6 separate regions of the Homo sapiens genome follow, and all the other regions are linked to region 6. The links are chromatin loops, found by intact Hi-C in ENCODE. Cell type or tissue: mammary epithelial cell. All regions are shown on one strand. Links, peaks and the distances in the headings refer to the core of each region. The heading gives the core; the rest is flanking DNA.

The links. A loop is a pair of places that touch in the nucleus more often than their neighbours do. Peaks named below come from ENCODE experiments on the same cell type or tissue, not always from the same donor. Only the 100,000 strongest peaks of a DNase experiment are listed, where the experiment ranks them.
Region 1: it touches region 6 in a loop (17-fold over the local background); 25 of 110 quality-filtered maps call a loop at or near these places.
Region 2: it touches region 6 in a loop (4-fold over the local background); 3 of 110 quality-filtered maps call a loop at or near these places.
Region 3: it touches region 6 in a loop (4-fold over the local background); 6 of 110 quality-filtered maps call a loop at or near these places.
Region 4: a loop joins it to region 6, with 4 times the contacts of the local background. A loop is called at or near these places in 9 of 110 quality-filtered maps.
Region 5: a loop joins it to region 6, with 2.4 times the contacts of the local background. A loop is called at or near these places in 5 of 110 quality-filtered maps.

Annotation. Positions count from the first base shown.
Region 1 is chr11:77,617,330-77,622,201 of GRCh38, reverse strand. It overlaps CLNS1A (chloride nucleotide-sensitive channel 1A), which reads left to right. Exons shown (of 7, transcript NM_001293.3): 6 at 2,507-2,596. The coding sequence ends at 2,574. Among named protein-coding and RNA genes, the nearest start is that of CLNS1A, 18 kb to the left of the region's middle. In mammary epithelial cell, for the core only: a CTCF peak has its summit at 2,401 (motif pointing right); no DNase peak of the experiment used is centred there.
Region 2 is chr11:77,349,786-77,354,657 of GRCh38, reverse strand. PAK1 (p21 (RAC1) activated kinase 1) reads left to right here. Exons shown (of 15, transcript NM_002576.5): 8 at 1,059-1,122. Among named protein-coding and RNA genes, the nearest start is that of GDPD4, 51 kb to the right of the region's middle. In mammary epithelial cell, for the core only: no CTCF peak of the experiment used is centred there; a DNase peak (open chromatin) is centred at 3,167; H3K27ac peaks cover 2,459 bases.
Region 3 is chr11:77,409,626-77,414,497 of GRCh38, reverse strand. All of the region lies in intron 1 of PAK1 (p21 (RAC1) activated kinase 1), which reads left to right. Among named protein-coding and RNA genes, the nearest start is that of PAK1, 62 kb to the left of the region's middle. RefSeq lists an enhancer at 2,860-2,979. In mammary epithelial cell, for the core only: a CTCF peak has its summit at 2,537; a DNase peak (open chromatin) is centred at 2,497; H3K4me3 peaks cover 1,354 bases; H3K27ac peaks cover 1,168 bases.
Region 4 is chr11:77,372,359-77,377,230 of GRCh38, reverse strand. PAK1 (p21 (RAC1) activated kinase 1) reads left to right here. Exons shown (of 15, transcript NM_002576.5): 5 at 2,866-2,903. Among named protein-coding and RNA genes, the nearest start is that of GDPD4, 73 kb to the right of the region's middle. In mammary epithelial cell, for the core only: no CTCF peak of the experiment used is centred there; a DNase peak (open chromatin) is centred at 2,300; H3K27ac peaks cover 1,444 bases.
Region 5 is chr11:77,296,904-77,301,760 of GRCh38, reverse strand. GDPD4 (glycerophosphodiester phosphodiesterase domain containing 4) reads left to right here and starts at 75. Exons shown (of 17, transcript NM_182833.3): 1 at 75-156. In mammary epithelial cell, for the core only: no CTCF peak of the experiment used is centred there; DNase peaks (open chromatin) are centred at 1,600 and 2,110.
Region 6 is chr11:77,189,519-77,194,390 of GRCh38, reverse strand. It overlaps MYO7A (myosin VIIA), which reads right to left. Exons shown (of 49, transcript NM_000260.4): 29 at 4,252-4,371; 30 at 3,521-3,694; 31 at 2,113-2,340; 32 at 1-37. Among named protein-coding and RNA genes, the nearest start is that of MYO7A, 64 kb to the right of the region's middle. RefSeq lists enhancers at 2,148-2,647, 2,648-3,149. In mammary epithelial cell, for the core only: a CTCF peak has its summit at 2,186 (motif pointing left); a DNase peak (open chromatin) is centred at 2,170; H3K4me3 peaks cover 993 bases; H3K27ac peaks cover 462 bases.

The sequences.
Region 1 (4,872 bases), core at 299-4,298, 430 kb before region 6:
CTGTTGCATCTGTGTATTAGTTTGCTAGGGCTATTATAACAAAGTGTCATACAGGCTGGGTGGCTCAAACAATAGAATTTTATTGTCTCATAGTTTTGGAGGCTAGAAGTCCACGATAGGTTATCTCTGAGGGCTGTCAATTCAGGCATCTCTTCAGGTATACACACACCCACCAAAGCAAGAGAGAGATTTTAAGAAATTGGCCCACGTGACTGAAGGCTGGCAAGTCCAAAATCTGCATGGTAAGCCGGCAGACTGGAGACCCAGAGAAGAGTTTATGTTGCATTCTGCTGCCTCAGAAGTTCTGCTGGCAGAATTTCTTCTTGCTCAGGGGAGGTGAGTCTTTTTCCTATTGAGGCCTCCAGCTGATTAAATGAGACCCACCACACTATGCAGGGTAATCTCCTTCACCCAATTTTCACCAGTTTACAAGGCTAATCTCATCTAAAAAATAACCTCCACAGAAACATCTAGAATAATGTTTGACCAACTATCTGGACACCATTGCCTAGCCAAGTTGATGCATAAATTTAACTATCACACCCTTCTTTTTTTCTTAAGATGGAGTTTCGCTCTTGTTGCCGAGGCTGGAGTGCAATGGCACGATCTTGGCTCACTACAACCTCCGCCTCCTGGGTTCAAGCGATTCTCCTGCCTCAGCCTCCTGAATAGCTGGGGTACTGGCGCCTGCCACCGCTCCCAGCTAATTTTTGTATTTTTAGTAGAGACAAGGTTCCACCATGTTGGCTTAAAGTATGCACAGGCAAAGAAGAGGTAGAAAAAAATAAATATAATTCTGAGATGCATTTACTATTAATTTTCTGTTGCATATCCTTTCAGTCTTGTGTCCTTTTGTGTGTGTATATACACTGATTGTGTGTGTGTGTGTGTGTGTGTGTGTGTGTGTTTGAGACAGAGTCTTGCTCTGTCGTCCAGGCCGGAGTACAATAACGTGACCTCGGCTTACTGCAACCTCTGCCTCCCAGGTTCAAGTGATTCTCCCACCTCAGCCTCCTGAGTAGCAGGGATTACCCACTACTATCGTGCCCAGCTAATTTTTGTATTTTTGTAGAGACGGGGTTTCACCATGTTGGCCAGGCTGGTCTCGAACTCCTGACCTCAGGTGATCCGCCCGCCTCAGCCTCCCAAAGTATTGGGATTACAGGCGTGAGCCACTGCACCCGGCCATGATTCTGTCTTATTTATTTATTTATTTATTTAAGACGGAGTCTCACTCTGTTGCCCAGGCTGGAGTGCAGTGGCATGATCTTGGCTTACTTCAACCTCCACCTCCTGGGTTTAAGAGATTCTTCTGCCTCAGCCTCCTGAGTAGTTGGGATTACAGGCATGTGCCACCATGCCTGGCTAATTTTTGTATTTTTAGTAGAGGCGGGGTTTCACCATGTTGGCCAGGCTGGTCTCTAACTCCTGACCTCAGGTGATCTGCCTGCCTTGGCCTCCACCTTCCTGGTTCAAGCCATTCTCCTGCCTCAGCCTCCCGAGTAGCTGGGATTATAAGCGCCTGCCACCATGCCCGGGTAATTTTTTTGTATTTTTGTTAGAGATTTCGCCATGGGGTTTTGCCATGTTGGCCAGGCTGGTCTCAAACTCCTGACCTCAGGTGATCCACCCACCTTGGCCTCCCAAAGTGCTGGGATTACAGGCGTGAGCCACTGTGCCTGGCCAAGACAACTCTTTCCGTGGGGCTTGTATTAGTCTGTTTTCACACTGCTGATAAAGACATACTCAAGACTGGGCAATTAGCAAAAGAAAGAGGTTTCATTGGACTTACAGTTCCATATGGCTGGGGAAACCTCACAATCGTGGTGGAAGACGAGGAGCAAATCACATCTTACATGGAAGGCAGCAAGCAAAAAGAGCTTTTGCAGGAAAACTCCCCCTTATATAACCATCAGATCTAGTGAAACTTACTCATTATTATGAGAACAGCACGGGAAAGACCTGCCCCCATAATTCAGTTACCTCCCACCAGATCCCTCCCACAACACGTGGGAATTCAAGATGAAATTTGGGTAGGGACACAGCCAAACCATATCAGGGCTCTTGTTTTTTTTCTCTTGTTCCCTCCCCACCTTTTATTTAATGAGATGACAAAAACAGGGAAATAAGCAAAAAGCTTGCTGTACTGATTTTTGTCTTTTCACTTTGTGAGGATAGGGCTGTATACCTTAAAAAGCCTAACAGTAAATACTTAGATCTGTAAAGGGTGAACAATTGATACTGCATTTGAAAGTTCCTACATAGAGTTATTTTAGTATTGAGGGTGAGAATTTACACAGTTAGTGTCGCAGACTGATTTTGATGTGGCCTAAATCCCCAGGTAGCATTTTCTTTCTCAGTTTGTCCCTTCAGACTTTTCCAAAAAGAGGAAAAAGCAATTCTTACCAGCAGAGGGCACTAGCTTCCTTCTGGTAGAAGTTATAAGTTGAATCTACCTGTCTGAAGTGTTCATAGGGATTGCTCAGTAATTAATTTTTTTGTTTAGATGGGATGGAGGTGGATACCACACCAACAGTTGCTGGACAGTTTGAGGATGCAGATGTTGATCACTGAAAATGATTTATGCAAGTTTAAGGTGAGTAGTTCATTTTCTCCCTTGTCGCTGATCATGAAAATCATATGAAATGATTACTTTCTACTTTTTAAAATTCTTTCTTGAGACAGGGTCTTACTCTGTCACCCAGGCTAGAGTGCAGTGGCATGATCCTAGCTCACTACAGCCTTGAACTCAAGCAATCCACCTGCCTCACCCTCCCAAATAGCTGGGACTATAGGCACATGCTTACCACACCCAGCTTATTTTAAAATTTTACGTAGAGACAAGGTCTCACATGTTGCCCAGGCTGGTCTCTAACTCCTGGCCTCAAATGATTCTCCCTCCTCGGCATCCGAAAGTACTGGGATTACAGCTGTGAGCCACTGTATCTGGCCTATTTCTTTTTCCTTCTTTAAAAAAATTTTTCTTCTTTTAAACCTCAGATTGTTCCTGACAATTTATTTGCTACTCCATTATTCTGAGAAATATATTGTCCTTTGCCAGCCTAAGTATTTCAACTATATGTTAGATAATAACTGAAGGTCATGTTCATATCATACAGAGCTAGAACCAGTAATTGTAGTAGTCCTTTATAAGCTGTTGTTAAATTGTTGTCCCTGTCTCCCCACTACAACTTCCTCCTACCTTATAGCATTGTTTTCTTGAATACTGGCTATCCTCCAGTCTTTGAGATGCTCTCGCTAGCCTCCTTTTATTTTACTAAAGCATATAGTAATAGCATGGTAAGATTTATATGTTTTGACTTGACTCTGCTACCACTGTCAGTCATCCAGTTAAGTTATAAGATCCTTTGTTATTCCCTGCAATGATAAATATTTCAGAATTCCTTCTCTTTTCTTCTGATACAGATTTTAGTTCTGAACCTAGTTCTGTAATCATTGGCTTTTCTCCAGTTACAAGTTTTAATTCCTTTACCCCTGTTCTATTTCATTTCAGAAACCAGCCTTTTAAAGTTCCAGTTAGCTTCCAAGTTACTGCTATTGTGAAAACTGTATAACATTGCTTCTTATACTGACCATGAATTGTGATACTGGACCTGTGCTTTCTTCTCACATCCTGCCAGTGGAACTATCAGAAAATAACCTCTTAGAGTTCTATGATTTATATTTTCCCTTAAATACTTAATTTTAATTTCCACATTTACTTTTGTCAGTGGTAGCCATACAGTTTAAAATTAGCAATGTCTTCTCTGTTAAAATCATGTGTTCACATCACTGGAGCTCTGTTAACTTTGATTTTTAGCTCTCACAGTTCCAATTGTCAGTAACTTCACTGTTCTACTTCATGGGAAATCCTTTGATATCAACTTCAGTATTCTTTCCTTATTTCTCATCACATTATAGCATATTAATTTTTTCAGTTCAGTGATACTTGTTTTAGTAACTGTTTTATTGCAATTAGAAAACAGATTTTTGGGTCTTTGGGCTTTCACATATTTCTTTTGAAGAATAGACTATACAGAGAACATCAGCCACTCTATTATTAATCAGAATCATGAGAAACTCATTTGGTATGTCACTAACAGTTAAACAAATGGGATGTTACTGCAGTCCTTGGCAAGAATTCTTAGGATTCTTTTTAATGGTGAAATAGCCACAAACTTTTTAATGAGCTTTGTTTTCTGTTAATTTTATCCTAGAGCTCAGAGGCAGAGAATTATTTTATTCATAACGGTTTTTTTTCTTTTCTTTTTTTTTTTTCTTTTTGAGATGGAATCTCGCTCTGTCGCCCAAGCTGGAGTGCAGTGGTGTGATCTTGGCTCACTGCAACCTCTGTCTCCTGGGTTCAAGCGATTCTCCTGCTTCAGTCTCCCAAGTAGCTGGAACTACAGACGCGCGCCACCACGCCTGGCTAATTTTTGTATTTTTAGTAGAGAGAGGGTTTCACCATGTTGGCCAGGATGGTCTTGATCTTTTGACCTCGTGATCCGCCTGCCTCGGCCTCTCAAAGTGCTGGGATTACAGGCATGAGCCACTGCACCCTGTTTATAATGTATAAACATTATGTATAATGTTTATACATATTCTTCATCTGGATAATTGATCTGAATTCCGAACAATGTCTGTACATTTTTTTTTTTTTGACACGGGAGTCTCGCTCTGTTGCCTAGGCTGGTGTGCAGTGGCGCAACTTGGTTCATTGCAACCTCTGCCTCCCGGGTTCAAGCAATTCTCCTGCCTCAGCCTCCTGAATAGCTGGGATTACAGGTGCCCACCACCACACCCGGCTAATTTTTTTTTTTTTTTTTTTTTTTTTGAGATGGAGTTTCGCTCTTGTTGCCCAGGCTGGAGTGC
Region 2 (4,872 bases), core at 799-4,798, 160 kb before region 6:
AAAGTAAGAAAAGCCACTTACCTAGTCATCTGTTTACTCCTGTATGTAGTCTTGTTCTCTAAACCAGAGTTTTTTGTTTTGTTTTGTTTTAACAATAACACTTAGAATTATGACTTAGAATTAAGACTTGGCCTGGGAGTTAGGACACTTGAGTTGAAGCTTCTGCTCAGCCACTGACTTGTGTCTTAGGCAATTTTCTACTGTTCTCTAAACCTCATTTTTCTCATTTTTAAAATAGGGATGTTAATACTTGTCTCATTTGCAAATCAAATGAGGTAATATATGTGAAAAGTACCAATTCCTAGTAATTGGGTATTAATGGAGAGCACATTGGACCGGGAGACTAAAAATGAAACTCCTAATCTTAGCTCTGACACCAATTTGCTGTGTGACCTTGGGGGGGAAGTATCTTCTTCCCTTCTGTGGGCCTCAATTTCTCCATCTCTAAAATACAAGTTATAAAACCCAGTGGAAAACCTCTATGTCGTTGCACTTGAAATATTCTTTGTTGTAAACCTCTTCTCTACTTTATCTCTCTGGCTTTTACTTAAAGTGGAAATCAGTCCATATATCACCTTTCTGAAGTTTTTCCAGTCTTTTTTTTGTGTGTGTGTGCCTCTTTCTGTACCCCTTTGGCTTTTATCACAGCAATTATTATATTTTCATGGAACTTTATGCTTACTTATCTGTCTCCTCCATGAAATTGACCTTCTTGAGAGCAGGGACTGCCTTGACTGTGTCATATCTCTTCATTCCTAACACAACATATGGCTTGGTGCGTATTAAATGAGTAAATATTTACTGAATGGATTAATTAAAAAATGAATGACTTTTAGGAGTTTAGAAATGGAATAGCTTACTATGAATCAAAGCAGTCAAGGTGATGAAACTTTTGGTTGAGACTTATGGGGGAAAAGCTGAGGGCCTGTTTAGCATGCTTTTTGGCTATTGGAGGTAGTTCTTTAACCCTTGCCAGCTACAGGGGTTGGGGAAATGTGGAACCTTTTTTGTATCTTGATTTGGGAAAAAATGATTCATGGTCTCTGTTTCTTTCAAAGGAAGCATAGTGAGTGTGGGCGATCCTAAGAAGAAATATACACGGTTTGAGAAGATTGGACAAGGGTTAGTAGGGGCATTTTCTTTCCCTGGAGAAATGACTTTAAAGTGTGTGTGCCGGCATATATGATTTTGCTTTTTTTTTGCCTCTCATAAACCTTGTTCTTCTTTCTCCACTTTACCCCTCACCCATCTGGAGTTGTTATGTGAGACTGACTTGAGATTTGGCAGAATTATGCTTAATATGAGAGAGATGCCATTAGCTGACCATGTTGCTAAAAATACCCCTGCAGTGACAGTGAGAGAACGGTTTTTTTTCTTAGCACAAAACCAACTTCCCAAATTACAACTCTGCTTTTCCGGATGAACCCTGTTTGTCCTAGTGCTGAGATCCACCAGCACTAATATAAAATGGAAGACCCAAAACTATAAATCCTTCTACTACTGTGATAGGACCTGTTTTTCTAGGTAGATGCCAGAATTTATCCTTCTTGCATTCATCCTTCTCTGTATCTTATATGCTGCCCTCAGTGTAATGAATTCAGCAAGTCTTAACTGAGTTCCTATTGTGTGCAAGGCACTATGAATTCAGAGACAATCTCTGCTTCCAAGGACCTCAAGTCAACAGAAAAAGATAGGCAAACAATTGTATAGTCATATGTTGCCTAACAAAGGGGATATGTTCTGAGAAGTGCATCCTTAGGCAGTTTTGTCATGTGAGCGTCATAGAGTGAACACAAAACTAAATAGTATAGCCTACTACACACCTAGGCTATATGGTATAGCCTCTTGCTCCTAGGCTACAAGCCTGTACAGCATGTTACTGTACTGAATACTGTAGGCAATTATAACACAATGGTGGTTGTATATCTAAACATAGAAAAGATACGGTAAAAATACAGCATAAAAGATAAAAAAAAGGTATATTTATGTAGGGCACTTAACATGGATGGAGCTTGTAGGACTGGAAGTTGCTCTAGGTGAGTCAGTGAGTGGTGAGTGAATGTCGAGGCCTAGGACATTACTGTGTACGCTACTGTAGACTTTATAAACCCTGTACACTTAGACTGTACATTTATTAAAAAACAAAGTAATTGTGCTATGACGTTACAACTGCTACAGTGTTACTGGGTGATAGGAATTTTTCAGCTCCATCATAATCTTATGGGACCACCATCATATGCGGTCCATCGTTGACTGAAACGTCGTTATGTGACACATGACTGTCTTGTGTTTTTAAAGTGTTTGGCTGTTATTTTGAGTGAAAGAAGCTAGATATGAAAAAGCAGATACTGTCTCATTTGATTTATATGAAATTCAAGAACAGGCAAAAGTAATATATGATAATAGAAGTCAGAATAGTGGTTATTTCTGGGAGGAGGATGTAGAGTGGGAATAGGCATGAAGGAATCTTCGGGGGTAATGACTGTAGTGTCTTTTGAAAGTGGCCATTATTTTGAGTGAAAAAAGCCAGATATAAAAGAGCAGATACTATGTCATTCTATTTATATGAAATTCAAGAACAAGCAAAACTAATGTATGATAATAGAAGTCAGAACAGTGTAGTTATTTCTGGGAGGAGGATGTTGAGTAGGAATAGTCATGAGGGAATCTTTGGGGGTGATCTTGGTAGTGAACACATGGGTGTGTACATATATAAAAATCAAGTTGTACACTTAAGATTTGTGCAAATTAAGTTATACCTCTCTATAAAAAAAAAATGAGATTTCTAAAGACCCACCAAAAGAGATAAAATTAAAAAGAAACTGAAAAAGAAAAATGTCTGGCTCTCAGTGTTAGTGGAATGAAAGCATTGTTGCTAATGATGTCATTGAAATTTTCTTTTTTTTTTTAAATTATACACCCAAGAATTTCTGAAAATAAAAGATTGCATAATATAGGGAGGTTCTGTTTATACAGCATTCTACAGTTCACATCTGTTATTTGCATTTATTGTTTAATCCTCAGAACAACTCTGGGCTTGAGTGGATCTTATTTTTTTCTAGTTCCAGTGTTTTTCAAAATAGACATACTTTTGTGAGTTTGAACTGGTGTAAGGTATTTAACACCTTGAGAAAAAAATTATTTTGCTTACCTCAGAGTAATGTGGGATGGTATTTCCTTTAGGTAGTGAAATTGAGATATTAAGAATGTAGCAGAAATGTACATGGACAAGCATAGGCAAGTCAGGTTTCTTCTCTGGACTGGAGTTTCTTCCTGTAAATTTAAGGAAGACAGATTGTGAATTGAGGACCTTTTACCTCCAGAACTTTTGTGACTTTTTTTTTTTTTTTAGTTACTGATATATGAGACCTATAAATAGGCAACATCTGCATAATGTTCTTTCCTTGCTTACTTGACAGGTCTGTTAGTGCTAAGGGAAGAATGAAATATTAATTAAGCACTTATGCTGATGTTTCCACATTGCATAATTTTTAAAATATAACTGTCACACCAATATGATGAATTGGTAATATTGTAATTTTTGCTTGCTTTTATTTCTCCTTTAAGACCTGAAGATTATTATTCTTTTGGACTTGGAATTCATATGTCTAATTATATGTCTATTCAAGTTAGAAATAGGTATTAAGCAGTGGGCCTAAGTAGCTTTCTACAACTTTGTAATCATGGAGACAGTCCCCTGAGGCTTGGGCATGTTTGTCCTTTAAGAATATTACATCTAGTAGGATCAGGAAGGGATGGGGATAGGAAGACAGATACCAGCTTTATAACAGAAGATAGCTAGGGGCAGGATAATCAGGCAGTGAAGAAATAACTGCCTGTACAAGTCATCCAATCCTTATTTTATAGCCAGTATGTTATAGTCACAGTTTCTAGGCATGTAGCTAGGGTCCCAACTAAAGAGTGATGATTAGGGAGCTGGTGACCATAGTTTCTAGCTGCAAGGCATGCTTACACATGACTTTTCCCCCTGGATTGACCTGGAATTATAATCTCAGGGCTTGCCTAGGAAGCAGTCTTGTAATAGAGCAGAATTTTAATTTTCTTCAAATTGCATCATATGTACCTAACATATGGCATGTACAGGTACAAATATGTGTTACAAATTACTTACCTACAAATACACAGGGTTTATGGTCTTAAGCATAAAATGAGGGTTTTAGTTATTTTGAATGGATTTAGTTATTTTGAATGAATTATTACTTTCCTAGCATTATTTCTGCATTTCTTCCCCCCTTCTCTGTCTGTATATATGAATGTGTATATACTTAACATACATATGTGTACACACATGTGTCAAGTGGGGTCATTCTTACCTTGGGGGTGGGGCAGAGGTACCCTCAGATCTTCTGGGAGCATGTATGTTTGAAAGAGTATATTTAATATCATTTTATGTTTGAAAAATGAAAACTAAAAACCACTTTTATAATACAAACTACAGAAAACAAAATTCACATATCCTGTTGATGGAATAAATGATTGAAAACCATTATTTTATTTTAAAGGATCCAAGTGTATCCTGTAATATCAGAGTGGGAAGGGTACTTTGAGATTAGATTATTCAGTGTGGTTCTTCAAGTTTTTATAGTTTTTTACTATTTATAGTTTTTTAAAGTAAATTTTCACTAAAGATAGCATACATAAGTGTACAACTCAATGAATTTTCAAAAAGTGAACACGCCTATGTAACCAGTACCCAGATTAAGAAAAAGAACATTACCGACACCCTGGAAGTCCATATTCCTTTTTGATAAATAAATAAGATATGCTGGCCCACCCCCAAACACATTCTGAAATTCTCCGCAGGGCCCCTTTCTCCCCACCTGTCACCCCCCCAGTTGAAAATCATAGATC
Region 3 (4,872 bases), core at 326-4,325, 220 kb before region 6:
GTCTTCCAATAGATATCAATATAGTTGTATCTATAAAAATATATTGCCTAGGCCACATGCCAGACCAACCAAGTCAGAATCTCTGCTGGGACTCTAGTATATTTACACATATTTAAAGCTTTCCAAGTTATTCTGGTGGACAGGGAGAATTAAAAGCCACCATACTAAACCATAAAATCATCACCTCCTTGAAGATGTGGTTCTGTTCACTGATGTGTCTATCCCCAGTGACTTGCATAAGATGCTTAAATAGTTGTTGAATGAACAAACGACTAAAAGAACTGGGAGTATTTATCTTGGAGAAGAGAAAAAGTGGAGGGGCATAATAAATTAGCCTACATACATACATAGTTGCAAGCCTTTAATGTGACTTGCCCTGGAGGACGTTGCTCCTGGAGCAGAATTAGAAATTTACAGAGAGCCACCTGGCTGAATGTGAGGAAACACTGCCTCATAGTGCTGGTGGAAAGTGAGCTCCTCATTCCTGCATGTATTTCAGAAAAGCCTGGAAGACCATCTATAAGAGGATGCTGCATGGGGTGGGAAGTCGAGTAAGATAAGTTGCTATGATTATTGCTTATTAGTTTGAAAAGCTGTGTCTAAGGCAGAGGACTGCTTCTGGCTCTCATTCACCCTGTGTAAATTGGGATGAAGGACATGGTGTGGGGTTAAAAAAAAGTCTTAAAATGACTTTGAAGCTGAATCCTCAGACTACAGCAATTCTCCGGGTGTCTATTATTGACCAATTCTTTCTTTCTTTCTTTTCTTCCTTCCTTCCTTCCTTTTCTTTCCTTTTTTTCCTTTTTCTTTTTTTGAGATGGAGTTTCGCTCTTGTTGCCCAGGCTGGAGTCCAGTGGTGCGATCTCAGCTCACTGCAACTTCCGCCTCCTGGGTTCAAGGGATTCTCCTGCCTCAGCCTCCCGAGTAGCTGGGATTACAGGTGCCTGCCACCATCCAGCTAATTTTTTGTGTTTTTAGTAGAGACGGGGTTTCACCATGTTGGCCAGGCTGGCCTTGAACTCCTGAGCATTTACCAGATGTGTGGTCTTGGAGAAGTCACTGACTTCTTTCACCATCGTATTCTGTTTTCCACCAAGTTCTGCTGCTGCTTCTTCCAAGCTGTGTCTTTAGAAAATAGGCTTGCTTCTTTTTACATTATCTTACAATATGTTAGTCTAAATCATTACTATTTTCTGTTGCCTGAACCTCTGAGAGAAGTTATTAACTTATTTCCACTCCTACCCCCTTTCTCCACTGAACAGCCAGTGATCTTTTAAAAAATGTAAGTTAGAGTTTGTCATTCTGCTTTCAAACCTTTCAAAGCCTTCCCACTGCTAAAACTTGGAACAAAAGCCTAACTCCTAATTATGACCCGAAAGAGACACCGCATAATCTGACTTCTGTCATGTCTCTTAAGAGCAGGGTTTGGGAGGGGGAAGAGTGAGGTAATACTACCTCCTAGGGAGCATTTGCAAATGTGTGAAGGTGTGTTTTATTGTTTCAGTAATTGGGAGGCACTACTAGAGGCACTACTAGTCTGGGCCGTGTTGGTAAATGTTCTATAATGTGTTGTTCAGCTCAGGTTCCATCACAATGCCTGATGCACAATAGTTGGTTAAAAAATACTTATTGTATGAGCCCTGGACATTTTCCCTGGACCTCCGTTTTGACGTATGTGAATTGGTATAGTGCCTACTTCATAAGGTTGTTTTGAGAGAGACATAACATTTATAAAGTACCTAGTACATAATAGTTCTTAATAAATGGTAGCAGTGGCTAGGTGTGGTGGCTCATGCCTGTAATCCACAGTTTGGGAGGCCAAGGGAAGAGGATTGCTTGAGAACAGGATTTGAGACCAGCCTGGGCAACATGGCAGACCCCATCTGTACAAAAAATATAAAAATAACTGGGTGTGGTGGCAGGTACCTGTAGTCCCAGCTACTTGGGAGGCTGAGGTGGGAGGATTACTTGAGCCCAGGAAGGTCAAGGCTGCAGTGAGTCAAGATCCAACCACTGCACTCCAGCCTGGGCACACAGCAAGACTCTTGTCTCAAAATAATAATAATAATAATGTAGCAGCTGCTGAGCTTTGTTTGCTTAGAGGCAGCTATAGGGGCCCACCTAGCATTCTTCCTGGAGCATTAGAATTAGAACCTGGCACGTTTGGGGAGGGGGGAGGTGTATCTCTTTCTCTGAGGCCTAATCTGAATCGTAGGTCTGACCTGAGGAATCTTAGAAGGGACTCCTCTATACTCATCTGTAGAAACTAAGGCACAGAGGAGCTCTGGTTGTCTTTCTTGACTCTGGAGCTCACACAGGACTCTGACAAGCCCTGGAAAACCTGGCCCTGGAGAGAAATTACCTCCTGCTGGAGACTGGGTGGGGAGAATAGCTGAGAGGGTGGGAAGATAGCTGTCTCCCCGCCCTCAGCTCTGCTTTGCAGAAAAGGAGAAGCGCGCGGCTTCCTCCCGCCTCCTTCCCTCCTTTCTTCCCCCGCCCCTTCTGTTTCGCCAACCCCGACGCGGCGCCTTCGCTGCCGCCCTGCGAGAGCGCGAGCGTGCTGCACCTCGGGAGCTGGCGGCTGAGCTGCCAGGAGCCCAGCCCAGCTGAATCGAGCGGAGCCGGTGGAGCAGGGGCCTTGTGGGTACCCGGTTGGGCAGGGAGAGGTGCGGCTCTGCGACGGAAACAATCGCCAGAGATGCCGGGGCTAGCCTTCCCCACCAGGTAATGCCGGCCCTGCCTGGGGCTCCCCTAGCTGGGCCGGGTTCTGGGGGATCTCCGCCGGCTTTCGGAGAGTGGTGACACGGGGTCCAGTAGATTTTGAGGGGTGTCTTACTTTCCTCTTACCTTAAGGGACCCTAAATGAGAGAAAGGGCTGAGGGTGGAACCTTTAGATGAGCCCACCCAGGGCTAGGCCTGCACTGGAATCAGAGCTCTGCCCAGGGAAGGGTGTGAAGGGGAAGCTGCGCCTTTGGGGAACCGCTCAGCCTCAGAAGCTCTGCTCCTTTGCAAGCGCCCTTCTGCTTGGTGGCCAACGTGGTGCTTTCCTCTGCCTTGGCTTAGTCGCTGGCCTGCTGGGACTGTGGGGGCTTTTCTGTGTTAAGAGGTTGAGTGAACTGGGAGGGAGGAGACCTGGGGGGACTGGTCCTATTCAGACATCCTCTGTGGCTTGAGTTGCCATATCTGTGCAGTGAAGGACTTGACATTGTTTGTTACTCTGGCTTTTCCAGACTGTCAAACCATCTTTTGGAGAGGTGAGCTGGTTTAAAGTGCTAAAATGGGCTGCAGAGATGTCCCCCTCAACACTGTAGAAGAGAGGAGAACTTGGGAAGTAGACCTTGGTATCCTGTCTTCCAGCCAGCCTTTTGAATGGCATCTTGGTGGTTCTTCAGGGACAAAGCAGAGACTGAGAATGCTGATGCTTATTTTAGTGTGATGCGTAGGTGTGTTAGGTGTAGGGAGGTAGGGTTGGGAAGTAGAAGGTCAAGGTATGTTAATGATTCTAAACTGGCCAGTTTTTCTGTCCTTAGGTATAAAGTTGCGTTAAACTAGACTCTCTTCTCTGGAGCCCCTTCCTTATTCTGCTAAGTTAATGACAGACCTGGCTGTGGTAATATCTTAATCACTATAATTCTTTCCTTCTTTATTACCTGGCACCAAGAAGCTCATGTCAGGCCCGATAATAACCTACTTTGATTATTTTGGACCTCTTTCCTCCCCCTAGTTTTTTCATGACTCTACGTCTTCCTCTCCTCACTTTTCTTTCTATTTCCTCCTCCTGATCATTTTTCCTGCCCCCTGCCTACCTTTTCTCCCGCCGTCCCCTTCACCCTTCCTCCTCCCCTCATGCTTCCCCTTTTGTATTTCTCCCCCTGTGTAGCCAGTCTTTCCTTCCCTCTCTTGGATCCTCCCCCTCTTGATTAGGCTTTCTTCTCTTTTCTAAAATTTTTGGTTAAGCTTTCTTATTATTAGTAGGTTACTGGTTTGTAGAGACCTTTTCCTGTGTTTATGAGGTCCAAACATTGTTTTCTACCTAACTCACTTGCATCTAGCTTTTACCTCCAAATTCTATCTTCCCCAGGACCATTCTCTCTCTTTACTGCCTCTGTGCCTTGCCTTGGGCCTGCCAACAAGCACTCCCTCTTCCTGCATTTGTTTCCCATCTTTGCTGGTGGTGGTGGGGCAGCAAGCAGGTAGGCAGTAGGGAATAAGCAAGATGGGAAGTGGGGGGCCTGAGTGGGAGGAGAGCAAGAATGTCAAGTAGTGCTGGGCAGAGGCTCAAGTTCCCTTTAGTGAGATGAGTGACTGGGAGGACCAGAAACTCTGGCAGCTGTGAGATAGTGCTGATCTGGAGGAAAGGAGGTAGCCCAGGAAAGAAGAGGGAGGATAGCAGGGATGGGTTGGAGGGACAGGAGGAGGAGGAGGCCTGGAGGAGAAGACAGTGCTCTTTTGAAGAAGAGGGTGGCCTGGACAAGATAGTGGTTATTTGTGTGTAGAAAGAGAAAGATTATAGTCTGGGAAAGGGGACTATATAGGTTAATTATCTTCCCCTTTGATGACTGGCTTTTTGAACTGATTTCTACTCAGCAAATTTTTTTTTAGTTAAAAATTTTGAAAGAATTTACCATGTTTATCATGTTTAAGTGTACAGTTCAGTTTCAGTAAGTACATTTATATCTTTTTTTCCCCCTTCATCCTCCTCACTCCCTTTCCTGGCCTTTGGTAACCACCAGTCTACTCTGTATCATCATGAGATCTACTTTTTTTACCTCCTACATATGAGTGAGAACATGTGATATTTGTCTTCCTGTACCTGGCTTTTTTTTTACCTGAAAAAATGGTATCCAGTGTCATCCATGTTGCTGCAAATGA
Region 4 (4,872 bases), core at 561-4,560, 180 kb before region 6:
TGATCTTGGCTCACTGCAGCCTGTGCCTCCTGGGCTCAGGTGATTCTCCTGCCTCAGCCTCCTGAGTAACTGGGACTGCAGGCATGCACCACCACCCCCAGCTAATTTTTGTGTTTTAATAGAGACAGTTCACCATGTTGGCCAGGCTGGTCTGGAACTCCTGACCTCAAGTGACCTGCTCACCTTGGCTTCCCACAGTTCTGGGATTACTGGTGTGAGCCACTGAGCCTGGCTCCCTCATGTGATTCTTATGATGGCCTTAGATTGGCAGGGCAAGGACTATTATGCTCATTTTATATACTCAAAGAAATTAATTAGGCTCAGAGAAGTTAAATGACATACCCCAAGTGACTCAGCTGATACATGATGGAAATGTATTTTAAGTTGGGCCTTTAACTCCTTTGCTGCCTATAACCGAAGCACAATCTTCCATGCTAATTTTTTTGTCAAGTATTTCTATTTTTTCAACACTTAATTTTTTTTTTTTTTTTTTTGAGATGGAGTCTCACTCTGTCACCCAGGCTGGAGTGCAGCAGCGCGATCTCGGCTCACTGCAACATCTGCCTCCTGGGTTCATGCAATTCTTCTGCCTCAGCCTCCCAGGTAGCTGGGACTACAGGTGCATGCCACTATGCCTGGCTAATTTTTGTATTTGTAGTAGAGATGGGGTTTCACCATATTGGCCAGGCTGGTCTTGACCTATTGACCTCATGATCCACCCACCTTGGCCTCCCAAAGTGCTGGGATTACAGGCGTGAGCCATGTGCCTGGCAACACTTAATTTTTTATACCTGTTAGTAGCTAATGTAATAGGGAAAAAGTAGACTAGATTGACAACTCAACTGGGTCTTAGCCCTATTTTGCCACTGACTTACGTGACCTTGAACCAATCTTTTTCCTTTTCTGCACCTCATTTTGCTCATCTGTAAAATGAAAGTGCTGGAAGCACTTTCTGTTCCATCATTCTGTGCTTTGGAATTTGATTTTGATATATAGAAGTTCATCACCTTTAAAGGGAGTGTTTACTTATTTTTATATGACATAACAAGTATGCCTATTACCAAAATACCCAATCTTCAAAAATACTAGCAGTACGTAAAGTTGGGGGTAGTGCAGTGAAGGCATAGTGTTGTACTCTGCCAAAGTTGATAGTCTATAGTCTTTTGGACAAGAAAAAACAAACGAATTATGTTTAAAGTATATCCTGAATTTATTTCTCCAGAATACTGCTAGCTATTCTGGATTTGTTATAAGAACAAGTTGTCAGAGCTTGCCTTATTTCCTGCTTTGTGGGTTCATGATTTGCTGTAGTGTCAAAGAAGCTGTATCTAGCACTTTTTTACATGATGGAATTGGAATTGTACATTCTCTGGGCTTGGTTCTTGGTGAGGAATATATTGGATTTGGTAGAATATTTCCCCTCCTTAATTCTATTAGTGGTGAATTGGCAGTCAGTTTTTCTTGGACCCAGGGGAATTAAAGAACAAAACTGAAGACATTACCTGGTCTTTAAACTTACTTTCTTCCTAAGATCTCCATTGGGTCTCTCTTTCAAATTTTATGAAGTCTAAGATACCACTGATTGTAAGATGTACAATTATTTGCATACCAATCAAAGAAAATAAAGCTGCCAATTAAACCATAACATGCTTTAGAAAGTAGGACACACCTCTGTTTCAGAGACGTTAATGTGAAAAAATGTACATCTCAGAATCAGTGAAACATGGTAATTGCTTCATTGAGGGAGCTTGATTCTATTCTTGGAAAACAAGACCCTACCTTTAATTAGACTTGACAGGATCAATACCTCTCTTTTCCTCAACCTTAGTCCTTTTGTCCTTGTGGGCAGTAGATATGGATATAGAAGGATCCTTTATGAAAGCTGAAACTGGAGACTGGCCATGTTTTGGCATGGATGACTCAGGATGGTGCTATGGATTCTTTCCTTTTCTTTTAGAATGCAGATTTTCTTGGCCATTTAAGCCTGACAGTGATATAGCTGATGATGTGGATACAGTTCTAGCGTAGTATTTAGAATGAGACCAGAATTCAAATCTAATTCCTCTCTTTAACCTGTGTGTACCCTGGGCAAATAACAGTCATGTGCCACAACAACAGACCGCATATACAATGGTGGTCTGATAATTAATATTATAAGGGAGTTGAAAAATTCTTATCACCTAGTGATTCCTGAAGTTTAAAATAAATTTAGCATAGCCTAAGTGTACACTGGTAATGTCCTACTTAGGCCTTCACATTTACTCATCACTCACTCACTGACTCACCCAGAGCAACTTCCAGTCCTGCAGGCTCTATTTATGGTAAGTGCTCATATAGGTGTATCCTTTTATTTACCTTGTAAACCATATTTTTTATTGTACCTTTTCTATGTTTAGATATACAAATACTTACCGTTGTGTTACAGTTGCCTGCAGTAACGTGCTGTACAGGTTTGTAGCCTAGAAAGCAATAGGCTATACAATATAGCCCAGGTATGTAGCAGGCTATACCGTCTAGGTTTGTGTAAGTACACTCTATGATGTTCACATAATGACCAAATTACCTGATGACACATTTCACAGAACATACCCCATTGCTAAGCCACACCCAACTGTACTTAACATCTCTGAACTTGTTTCCAAATCAATAAAAGTAGATATAATAATAGTACTCAGAGCCATAATGAGGATTAAAGAAGGTGATATGTATAATGCATTTAGCATGATATCTAGCCTGTAGTACCAGTCATACTATTACTATTCTCTGAATCTGGCACGTGCTTGACCAGATAGACTTCTTTTGCTGTCCAGAAAAATTTAACTGTAACTGTTATTGACTAAGTCCCTTGTTTTTCTTCCTGTGCAGATAAGTCAGCTGAGGATTACAATTCTTCTAATGCCTTGGTAAGTCTTTATTTACTCTATTTTGATGTGGGCAGATGTGGAGGTAAGGATCAAGACAGTGTGGTAGAGGCAGAGCCTGAGCTGGGAGGCACTCATATTAGTCACTCCTGCACCCTTGGCCTCAGAATTCCTATCTATCCAATAAAGAAATTAGATATAATAAATAGGGGGTATCCCTTTCAGCTTTAATGTCCTAGAAATTCTTTCTTTGTGATAATTTTTTTATTTTTAATTTTTATGGATTCATAATAGTCGTAAAATGTTCTAGAAATTCTAATTTTGGAACCAGAAGGTATGGCTTTAGACTCAGTTTTAATTTGTAGCTTTGAACCTTGGGAAAGTCAGTTTGCCTCTTTGAGCTTCAATTTCTTCATCAATAAAATGAGGATGATACACTGTGCCCTCACCTGGACATGTCTTCAGATACCTACACTTAGAAGAAAATTTCCTCTTTGGTCTATGGAGTCTGCAAAACCAAGATTAGTACTAATTGTTGAAGGGAGCAGATTTTATTCATTTAAAGTCATTCATTCTGTCCTCTGAAGTTGTAATGAATGCTTTGACACTCAAATGGATGTTATAGAAATCATGAAGAATTGGCTGGAGAGTAAACTAGATGATCTCTCTGTCTCTCTTAACTTACAAATTCTATTTCCCAGGGCACTTACAGGGATAAAATGTGATGTTGATGTATTTGAAAGGGTCCTATAAATAGTAAAATGTGATGCATATAAGAGAATACTGCTTTTTTTTTTTTTTTTTTTTAAAGAGACGAGGTTTTGCTCTGTTGCCCAGGCGGGAGTGCAATGGTGTGATCATAGCTCAGTGTAAACTCAAACTCCTGGGCTCAAATGATGCTCCTGCCCCAGCCCTCTGAATAGCTGGGACTACAGGTATAAGCCATCACACTCAGCTTATTGAGTGTGATGTCAAATTGTCAGACAGACAATTTTTTAAAAGTTTTGGTAGAGATGTGGTTCTCATTATGTGTTCTCAAACTCCTGGCTTCAAGTGATCCTCCTGCCTCGACCTCCCAAAGTGTTAGGATTACAGGTGTGAGCCACCACACCTGGTTGCTATTTATTTTTTACATCTGATGTTGTCTCTTGTACATAGGTGGTTATGCCATATTGATTTACTAAACATTTGCAAAAGCCCTAGTTTATCCTATGCCAAGTCCGGTGTGAATAAGTGACATTACAGAGATGGTCAGACATGTCCCAGTACCTAAGAACCTCCCAGTCTTGAGGTTGAAGACCTCAAGCAGCCAGTTCTTCATGATTCCTGTTTGTGCTTGAAGGCACAGACAGACAATTATAGTGCAGCATGCTAACCTTCATGAAGCCAGGGGCTGTCTCTGACTTGTTAATTGTTATATCCTTGGCATCTGGCAAGTCTTGGCATTTGGTAAACATTTACTGAATGAAAGGTTGGATGTGTCAGAGAAAGCTTCCTGATGGTAAAGTCTGAGCTGAATGAGTTAGTTATCTAGAGCAGGGATTAAGGGGAAATGCGGGTATTCCACACAGAAAGAGAATAGCATGTATGTGGGCAAGGAAGTTCATGAGGCATACTTGCACAGGGAACTGCGAAGTGGTTATGACTAGAATGTGAATAGTGAAGGAAGTAGAGGTGGGTGATGAGGAGGATTGGTAAGCAGGACAGATCATGTAGGAGTTTGACTTATCTTAAAGGTGATGAGACGCTTAAAGAACTTAAGCAGAAGAGTGGTTAAGTTCTAACACAATACCGAGTCACCATCAAAATACTTTGAACCATGCTTCCACCAGTGGGGACTGGTTTATTCGGAGTCATTTTTACACATATTGATTATAAAAAACAATATTCACACGTTCAGTGCCTTGCAACCTGTTGGATCCTTTCTTACTGACTCTCTGAATCCTCACAGGAGCTTACTGAGGTAAGTTATTATCCTTGTAGATGATAAAACTGAAATGGAAAAGAGTTA
Region 5 (4,857 bases), core at 1-4,000, 110 kb before region 6:
GGCACGGGGTGTCCTTGACCACGCCCACAGCCCCGCCAGGCCGCCCCCTCCCGCCCCGCCTCCCTCGGGCTGCCCTTCCAGCCAGGCGTCCATCTTAAGAGACGCTGGTCTCCTCAGGCGTGAAGATTGGATTTGGGTTGGGACTGGGAAGTCTCGGTAAGTAAATGTGCCCAGTTCCGTGCTTCCTCCCTAAGCAGCACCAGAAGCAGGAAGTTCTATTAGTATTATTAGTCGGCGGCCAAACTTGAGGCCCTTTGACGTTGTTCGCTCACTCTGTCGGGTCGTTTGTGTCCCCTCTCGAGGATTACGGGCCTGGACCTCCTGTTCAGTATCTGACAGTAGCGGCTTCGTGTATTTTCTAGTTTTCTAGTTGTTAATGGCGAAGGGGATAAAAATCAGCTTCGACTATGCCAATCCTGGGCGGCAACCCTTGGGTTTTGATCTCATGAGCTGGGGAATGGCGGTGACCTTTACTGAGATGGGACAGATTGCAGGAGGAATCGATTTTAGAGGGAAAAAACATCAGGGGTTCAGTTTTGGACATATTACTTTTGAGGTGCCTGTGAGAAATCCAAATGGAGATTTCAGTAGCCTGTCGGATATATGAGTGTAGAATTCAGAGAAGAGCTCTGGGAAGGAAACAGTGTTTCTCGATCTCCCCTTAAATATTAGGAATTTTCATGTAAACGTGGCTACGCTGGCTGGTGCTTAGACACAAAGTATCTGCAGGTGTGTAGACAATGGTGGTGGTAATTATTCTGGTTAAAAAGCTGCCTTTTATTCGATATCCAAGCAGCTTACCATCCTCCCATAGAGCTTTTTGTTCATAACGTCTGCCCTTGGACACCCCAGTATTTGCAATTAGTCACACCAAGTTCTATATATATGCAGTAGTTTCATCATTAACCAACTGAAAGTTTTTTTCTCATTTCCATTGTGATTTTTCTTTGACCATGCGTAGGTTTCTGTGTGTTTAATTCCCAAATGTGCAATTTGTTTTTCTTACTGATTTCCAGTTAAATTGCACTGTAGTCAGAAGATATATTCTTAAGATGTCAAGGTTTATTAAAACCAATTGTGATTTTTGATAAATATTCCATGTCCATTTTAAAGTACACTCTGCATTTGTTGAGTACAGTGTTCTATAAATGTTAAGACTAGTTAATCAACTTTTACAGTCGTCTATATCCTTACAGACTTTTTTTCTGCTTATTCTGTTTTTTTTTTAAGAGGTGTGTTAAATCTCCTACCATGATTATGCATTTGTCCATTTCTCCCTTAGAGACTAGGTGATTGGGTACTGTTATAGTTTCGGTGCCGCAAAAGAAATAGCACTCAAATATAAAATTTTCTTTTTAATTCTTAGCAAGGCAATATACTTCTATAGAAGGGTGCACCCTTACATATGGAGCAATGGTGAGCACACACTTGGACAAGGGAGGGGAAGGGGTTCTTATTCCTGACACACGTGGCCCCTGCTGCTGTGTCGTTCCCCTATTGGCTAGTGTTAGACCGCACAGGCTAAACTAATTCCAATTGGCTAATTTAGAGAGAGTGACGGGGTGAGTGGTTTGGCGGGAGTGAGGGTGGAGCAGGTGATCAGGATGAGTCAGGGCAGAGCTGGTAATCAGAATGAGTCAGGATGGAGCAGGTGATCAAAAAAGGTTGCTTTACGAGGAAGTTTAAAAGTAGAAGGCAAAGAATTGAACATACTGACATATTGATTCTTTGAAGAGAAATTTAGAACTCATATCTAATAGTACTTACAAATTGCAAATTAAAATTTTTGTTTTTTCACATTATGAAATGTCCCTCTTTGTCTCTAGTATTGCTTTTATGCCTCATAGTTTACTTTGCTTGTCATATAGAGAGGTAGATTGTATTATTTGACTCCAACTGTTCACCCTTCCCTTAGTTACATTCTTTGTGTTCACACCTTTTTCTGTGTAACTTTACTGTGACCAACCACCATGAGGTGACCTGCGCTGATTGTTGACTTTGGGCTCAACCATATGAACAGACATCCGGTGAGGCAGAGGCTTGAAATGGGCTTGCATTTGGGACTTACTCTCTTGGACAACTTCCAACACCATGAGAACATACCCAGGCCAACCTGGTTGAGTGACACATGAAGGAAAGCCAAGTCATCCCAGTCATTCTAGCTGAGGCAGAACAGATCAGCAGAACAGATAGCCCATTAGCTCAGATGTGTGAGCAATAAACTCTTACTGTTAAATGTGGAACATACGCTCTAGGAGGTAAAGACAGACAATAAACAGTAAACTTCCTAAATAAATACATTATATAATGTTTTATTTTCTATAGAAAAAAAGTAGAGTGCAATAGAGGAGTTAGAAGGAGGGAGCAGATTGCAGTATTAAATAAAGTGGTTAGGGTTGACCTTGTTGAGAAGGTGACATTTGAGCAAGGAATTGAAGGAAGTGAGGTAACTACTACTTTTGAGGGTGAGATAGTCATTTAGGATTTCTTCCATCTTTGGGCAAATTAATGGGACAGAATACCTAATTCTTATAATCGGGATGCTGATGGTATTCTATGGGGCTGGTGAGAAGCTGTGGGGTGGTTGGTGTTGCCTAGCAACTGCTACCTCCGGCCCCTGTCTCATAAAGAGGGTCCAGGATGGGAATGTGTGATACTCTGGGTGAGAGGGATTACCTGGTTTTCATATGAGGCCAGTGTGAGGACTAAACGCTGATTTTTTTTTATCTTGTCCAAATTCCTGTCTAAGGGGTCTGGGGAGTCATGCCCTACAAACCATAAATTCTCATCAGATGGGTTTTATTTAACCCTAGAGTCATGCCCTACAAACCATAAATTCTCATCAGATGTGTTTTATTTAACCCTATATATCATGATTTTCTTTCCAACCTGACTCTGGCATAACAATATAAGTCAAAAAAGAAAAAAATATTTTACCCCAAAATATGTTTCTTTGCCATATTTTGAAATGGCCCTCAAAGCTGTTTTTTTGTGGGGTGGGGGCGTGGCATCTGTAAAGAATCTCTGTTAACATAGCTAGATCTTTTTCTTCCAGACCCTTCCGATCCTAAAGAGATTAACTAAGATCTGAATAGGAAACATTTGTCACCTATTGTCTCTAAGAGCAGCCACTATAAGACTTCAAAACAAGTTTGGTCTCCATAATCTTTATCTTAACATGACCATTCCCTTTCTATCTATCCCAGGTCTTTAGACAAACTCAACCATTGTCAACCAGAAAATGTTTTTAAAAAAAATTTTTTTTTGAGACCCCAGGCTGGAGAGCAGTGGCACCATCTCTGCTCACTGCAATCTCCGCCTCCCGGGTTCAAGCAATTTTCATGCCTCAGCTTCGCAAGTAGCTGGGATTACAGGCGTGCGCCACCACACCTGGCTAATTTTTGTATTTTTAGTAGAAACGGGGTTTCACCATGTTGGTCAGGCTGGTCTAAAACTCCCGACCTCAGGTGATCTGCCCGCCTTGGCCTCCCAAAGTGCTGGGATTACAAGCGTGAGTCAGCGCGCCTGGCCTGATTATACTTTTCTACTGTCACTTAAAGATGATTTGCAAGGAAATGGAAGGCAAATGTATGTGCCCAGTTCCTTTTCTTAAACTGAATCTCCAAGATCTTTTTATTTCAATCTTTTTTTTTTTAAAAAAACGAAACAACAACAAAAAACTGTAGGTAGTCTTTATTTTCCCTGTCTTTTTCAGCTCCCTCCTGAACTTCCAAAATGTCTTCATTTATGCTCTGAGGCTGGGTTAATCACTCTATTCTCCATGCTGCCTAGTGTATTGTATAGATGTTTATTCTAGAAGTTATTACATTATATTATACTTAATTGCTAATATACATTTCTTCCACTATATTTAAATCTTATCAATGATAGCTTTGACTTATCACTTTGCCCTTGACGCATAACCTAATGCTTGGTCATTTGAGTGCTCAAAGTGTGCTGAATGGATAACAATTATTATATTGAAAGCCAACATTCAGTTTACAGTATTTCCAGAACTAAGTTCTTCACGTCTATTGATTCACTCAATAATCCCCACAAACTATATGGATATGTACCATTATCATCCACATTTAAAGATGAGAAAACTGAGGTACAGAATACTTACATAACTTGCCTAAAGTTGCACAGCTAAATATGGCAAAGCTGGGATATGAAACCTAGGCAAGGAGCTCCAGAGCATCTACTTTTTTTTTTTTTTTTTTCTGAGACGGAGTCTCGCTCTGTCGTCCAGGCTGGAGTGCAGTGGTGGGATCTCGGCTCACTGCAAGCTCCGCCTCCCGGGTTCACGCCATTCTCCTGCCTCAGCCTCCCGACTAGCTGGGACTACAGGCACCAGCCACCGCGCCTGGCTAATTTTTTTGTATTTTTTAGTAGAGATAGGGTTTTACCGTGGTCTTGATCTCCTGACCTCGTGATCCGCCCACCTCGGCCTCCCAAAGTGCTGGGATTACAGGCATGAGCCACTGCGCCCGGCCCAGAGCATCTACTTTTTAAATTATGAACTATTTAAAATATACAGGAAAATATAACCCCATATATTTATAATTGTTAACATCTTCCAATATTTGCTTTCTCTTCTTTTAGATGAAGTATTTGAAAGTGAATTGCAGACACCATACATTTTACCTGTAAATACTTTGTGTGAAACTCTAAAGGAATTTTTTTGTTTTTTTTTTTTTGTTTTTTTTGAGGCAGTCTCCCTCTGTCCCCCAGGCTGGAGTGCAGTGGCGCGATCTTGGCTCACTGCAACCTCCGTCTCCTGGGTTCAAGCGATTCTTCTGCCTCAGCCTCCCGAATAGCTGGGACTACAGGCGCACACCACCATGCCTGGCTAAT
Region 6 (4,872 bases), core at 537-4,536:
AGTACTGCTGGGAGGCCAGCTCAGCCAGGTCGTCCTCCTAGGTGGGGGGAGGCCTCGGTCATGCATTGGCCCAGGCCCCTCCAGGAAGCCCTTCCACACCACCAAAGGCTCCAGGCCCCTCTCCTGGCCCTGCCTCCTGTAGCTCTCAGAGCCTGGCCTTTGGGACCCAGGCTTCTCACTGATTCACCAGGGAATTCTTGTCTGCTCAGAGGAACCATGAGCTCCCCAAGGGCAGGGCCACACCCTCACCTTCTCCTGGATCCCTCTGGCACTGGCATGGAGCTGGACTCTGCCCAGGGGCACATGAAGTGATGCAAAGAAACAAGCCAGCCCATCGAGCAGCCACTGCACACTCAGCCCTGTGAGACAGCGACCAGAGCTGACAAACAGCAGAAGAGGAAGTGTCTGCCCTGGAGAATGGGAGACACCTAGGGTCTGCTGGCAGGGTCAGAGTGAGGGAAGTGCATCACTGTGACTGCCTCCATCACCATTACCACCGTTAAGCACTTGGGGGACAGTTAAAGTGGTTAACAGCTGGCAGGATCTACTGCAGAGGGTTCAGAGAGCCAAGTGGCCACTGGGCATTTGCCCCTTCTCTGCCTGGCCTGGTGCACAGCAGCCCCAGTGATGCCTACCTAGAGCTCCCCAGGGCTCCAGCAGCAAGGGCATAGAGAAAGGCTCTTGGGGGCCTTGGAGGCAATAGATATTTTCCAACCAGTTTGAAATATTTCAGAATTTTAGCAACTGATGTGGCTATACTAATGCACTCCGCCTGAATATTTGCTTACCACCAATACCACCATTATCATCACCACTATCACCAACAAAACTACCACCACTACCTCCACCATCACCACCATCACTGCCAACACTATCACCAACATCATTACTGCCTCCACCATCACCACCATCATCACTACCAACACTATGCCTCCACCATCACCATCATTATCACTACCAACAACACTGTCATCACCAACACCATCACTGCCTCCACCATCACCATCATTACCAACAACACTGTCATTGTCAACACCACCATCACTACCTTTACCATCACCACTATCATCACTACCCACAACACTGTCATCACCACCAACACCATCACTACCTCCACCATCACCACCACCACCACCATCACTAACATCATCCCTACCTCCAATATTACCATAGTCATCAGTACCAACAATACCTCATCACTAACATCACTACCTCCACCATCACCAACACCATCGCTACCTCCACGATCACCAACAGCATCGCTACCTCCACCATCACCAACAGCATCACTACCTCCACCATCACAAACAACTACCTCCACCATCACCAACACCATCACCACCTCCACCATCACCAACAACACCATCGCTACCTCCACCATCACCAACAGCATCACTACCTCCACCATCACAACTACCTCCACCATCACCAACACCATCACTACCTCCACCATCACAAACAACACCATCACTACCCTCCACCATCACCAACACCATCACTACCTCCTCCACCATCACCACCATCATCATTACCAACACCATCACTACCTCCACCATCACCACCAACCATCATCACTACCTCCACCAACGTTACTACCACCAACTATCCTCTTCATTTCCACCACCTCCTTTCTCATCCCTCCATCACAATCACCAACAGAACCATAGCTACCATTACCATTATCGAAAACAAAACAACCACATAACTCCTGTCCTCAGAAGGAGAAAAAAGAATACACATTTGCAAATTCTGATCTCAAGGAATGGCTGTATTTCTCATTTAATGCAGCGCTTACTAGATATACTCAGAATGGTGCAGCAGGTCCTGCGGCACGTCCTCTGTAGCACGCACAGTCACTACAGCAGTGTGGGGGCCTCCTCCACTGGTGGAATTCAGGACATCCTCAGAAGCCCTTGCTCCCGCCATCTCGCCTCTCCTCACGAGCCCCCTGAAGTAGGCGGTGTCCATCCAGGAGCCTGAAGAGTGCCTGGTTGCAGTCAGGCTCACCCCAGCCTGAGCTAATGATGGCTCACAGAGGAGCACTCAGCCCAAACGTGGAAAGCAGGAGGCTGTGAGCCAAGCCAGCCTGGCGGAAGATTCCCTCCCACTCACCTTCTCACACCTGTACTCCCCAAACTTGACTCCTCGCACCACCTGCTGGTAGATGAGGTTGGTGGCCACGTTGTCCTCGGAGGGGCTGTGCCAGGGCGTGAAGACCTCTTTGCGGAAGAAGAGCCTCCAGGGGGCGTTGCGCTCCTGGGCGCCCTGCTCCTTGGCGTACTGCTCGCACTGGGAGATGGCGTCCATGACGTGGTCACTGCCGCTGCCCAGGGAGGACACCTGTGGGCACAGAGGGGAGGGGAGCAGGCACAGAGTCAGGGAAGGACTATGAGGAGCCTCAACGGGGCCAACGGTCAGTTCAGACAGAAAACGGAGGCCCAGCGAGGGGCAGGGACACGTCCAAGGCCCCCAGGAGGCAGACCAGATTCTAGCCCTGGGCTCTAAGCCGCACCCCCACCATTGCCTTCCTAGCCTCAGTTCTGGGCACGGTGACGTGGGAATTCCCATTTTCTAGTGGAAGCTTTTTGGGAAACTGAACAGACAGTACCTGGAAACATAAGAGCATCGGTGAGAAAAATCCAGGCAAACTGTGTCCAGCAACACGGTACCTCCCCTGGGCTTGTGGGCGGGGGCCCCTCTGCTGAGCATGACGTTGCTGGGGGTGGAGGCAAAATCACCCAAGCCCCAGGTCCCGCTCAGCCGAGGAGGCTCCAGCCTCCGAGGTGAGTCTGCGGGACGCCCACACTCCAGCTGCTTCAGGGCAAGTGTGAAGGAACTCCTGTTTGCTGAGGAGTTTCTCCATCAGATGCCGTGGCAACCTGAGAGGGAATTCCATTCCCATCTGCACACAAGGGCTGCGCAGCCCTCCCATCAGCCTGTGCCATGCTCTTCCTTCAGCACCAGGAGAGGATTCACTGGGCCTGAGGACACAGGACTGAGGACATCCTACTGCTGGGTTTTCCCTCAGGTGCTGAAGAGCACTCAGCAGTTTTTTGTTTGTTTGTTTTTTTGAGATGGAGTCTCGCTCTGTCGCCCAGGCTGGAGTGCAGTGGTGCGATCTCAGCTCACCACAACCTCCACCTCCTGGGTTCAAGTGATTCTCCTACCTCAGCCTCCCGAGTAGCTGGGACTACAGGCGTGCGCCACCGTGCTCCACTAATTTTTGTATTTTTAGTAGAGACGAGGTTTCACTACATTAGCCAGGCTGGTCTCGAACTCCTGACTTTGTGATCTGCCCGCCTCAGCCTCCCAAAGTGCTGGGATTACAGGTGTGAACCACCGCACCTGGCCGAGTTCTCGGCAGTCCTGAGGAGTCAGGCAGAGCCAATTAGCACAGGCTCAGGGGGAAACCGAGGTGCTCAAGGGTGAATAGCCCCGGCAAGTAGGTGGCAGCACTGGCAGCCCGGAGTGGGGCCGGGAGGAGGTGCTTCCGGGAGGAGGTGCTTCCGGGCGGCCATACCTTGTCAAACAGGGCAATGTAGAGGGAGAACCCGAACCGGTCCTTGAGAGAGATCTTGTCGGCCAGCGCGTTGCAGAGCTCCTTGGCCGTGGTTGCCGAGTCCGTCAGCAGGGTCTTGGTGGTCCCATCCATGAATGTCACGGGCAACATGATTGGCTTCTTGGACTTGGTGGCCTGGAAGTGCCCCAAGAGGGTTTGTGGGGTCCCTTCCCTTCAGACCTGCCTGCCCCTCTGGACTTTGGCTCTCTGCTTTCTGTGGGGTTGGAGGTGCCCCAGCACCCCAGGCCCCAGTACCTCACTGGGACACTGCTTGTCCCTGTCACAGGTGTCCAGGGAGCCCTGCTGTGCACCCCACCCCAATGGGACCTTTAGGACCCCTGAGCCAGGGCCTGGGGCTGAGAGGTCAGGCACTGCCACAGGCCAGGGGTCTCTGCTATCACTTCATATAACCTTCACCATGTGGCAGGTAAAGGCATTGAGACACAGAGGGAATCTCCTTTGCCCAAGTCGTCTTGACCGTAAGGCCAGCAAATGGAGTCCCTCATCCTTTGGGGGCTTTTCTGTTCCGATGGGCCTGGGGTTCCAGAACTTGAGGGTAGGTGTCTGAGGAACCACAGAATCTCAAAGCAGGGAATGTTTCTGGGGCACTCGAGTGCACTGGACACACACACACACGCATTTACACACGTGCGCACACATGCACACGAGCACGTGCATACACACGCACGAACCTGCAGCTCCAGCCAGCTGGGCGGCTGTGTCCGTGTCCCATTGACAAAGGTCCTTCTCAGGCGCTCCTCACAGTACGGGGCGTAGCCGGGCGGGCCCCCGTGGATGAAGTTCCGCAGGTACTGCAGCCAGAGTACCCGCTGAGGCGGCCCCTGGGGCTCCCCATGTGGATTTTGAGGGCAGCCGCCAGGCCCTCCCGGCACTTGGAGGCCGCTCCTCCAGGCCAGGTTGCTTTCTGTGGCTTCCCTACCCTCTCAGCTCCACCATCTATTTCCAGCCACGTCTGTGGCCTCCCCCACCTCCCGCTAGCTTAGCCTAGTGGCTCCTCCCCATACCCCTTCACAGCACCAGCCAGTCGGGTCGGTCCTGCCATGACCTGCTCCACTCTGACCCCAGCGCCCAGGGCCTGCCCCAAGACGAGGGTGCAGAGGGCCTGGGACACGCTCCTGTCAGACTCAGCCCCCTCCTAAGTAGAATGGGGCTGAGGGGAGTGTGGGGAAAAGAGGTGGCTGCCTGAGAGGAGGGGGTGCCAGGAAGATGGGGCTCAGTAAGGAGTGGCCGGGTGGGCCTTGTGACCAGGCCCTTTGGAGCCCCTGGCTATTGCTCTCCCCACAGTGCTGGGA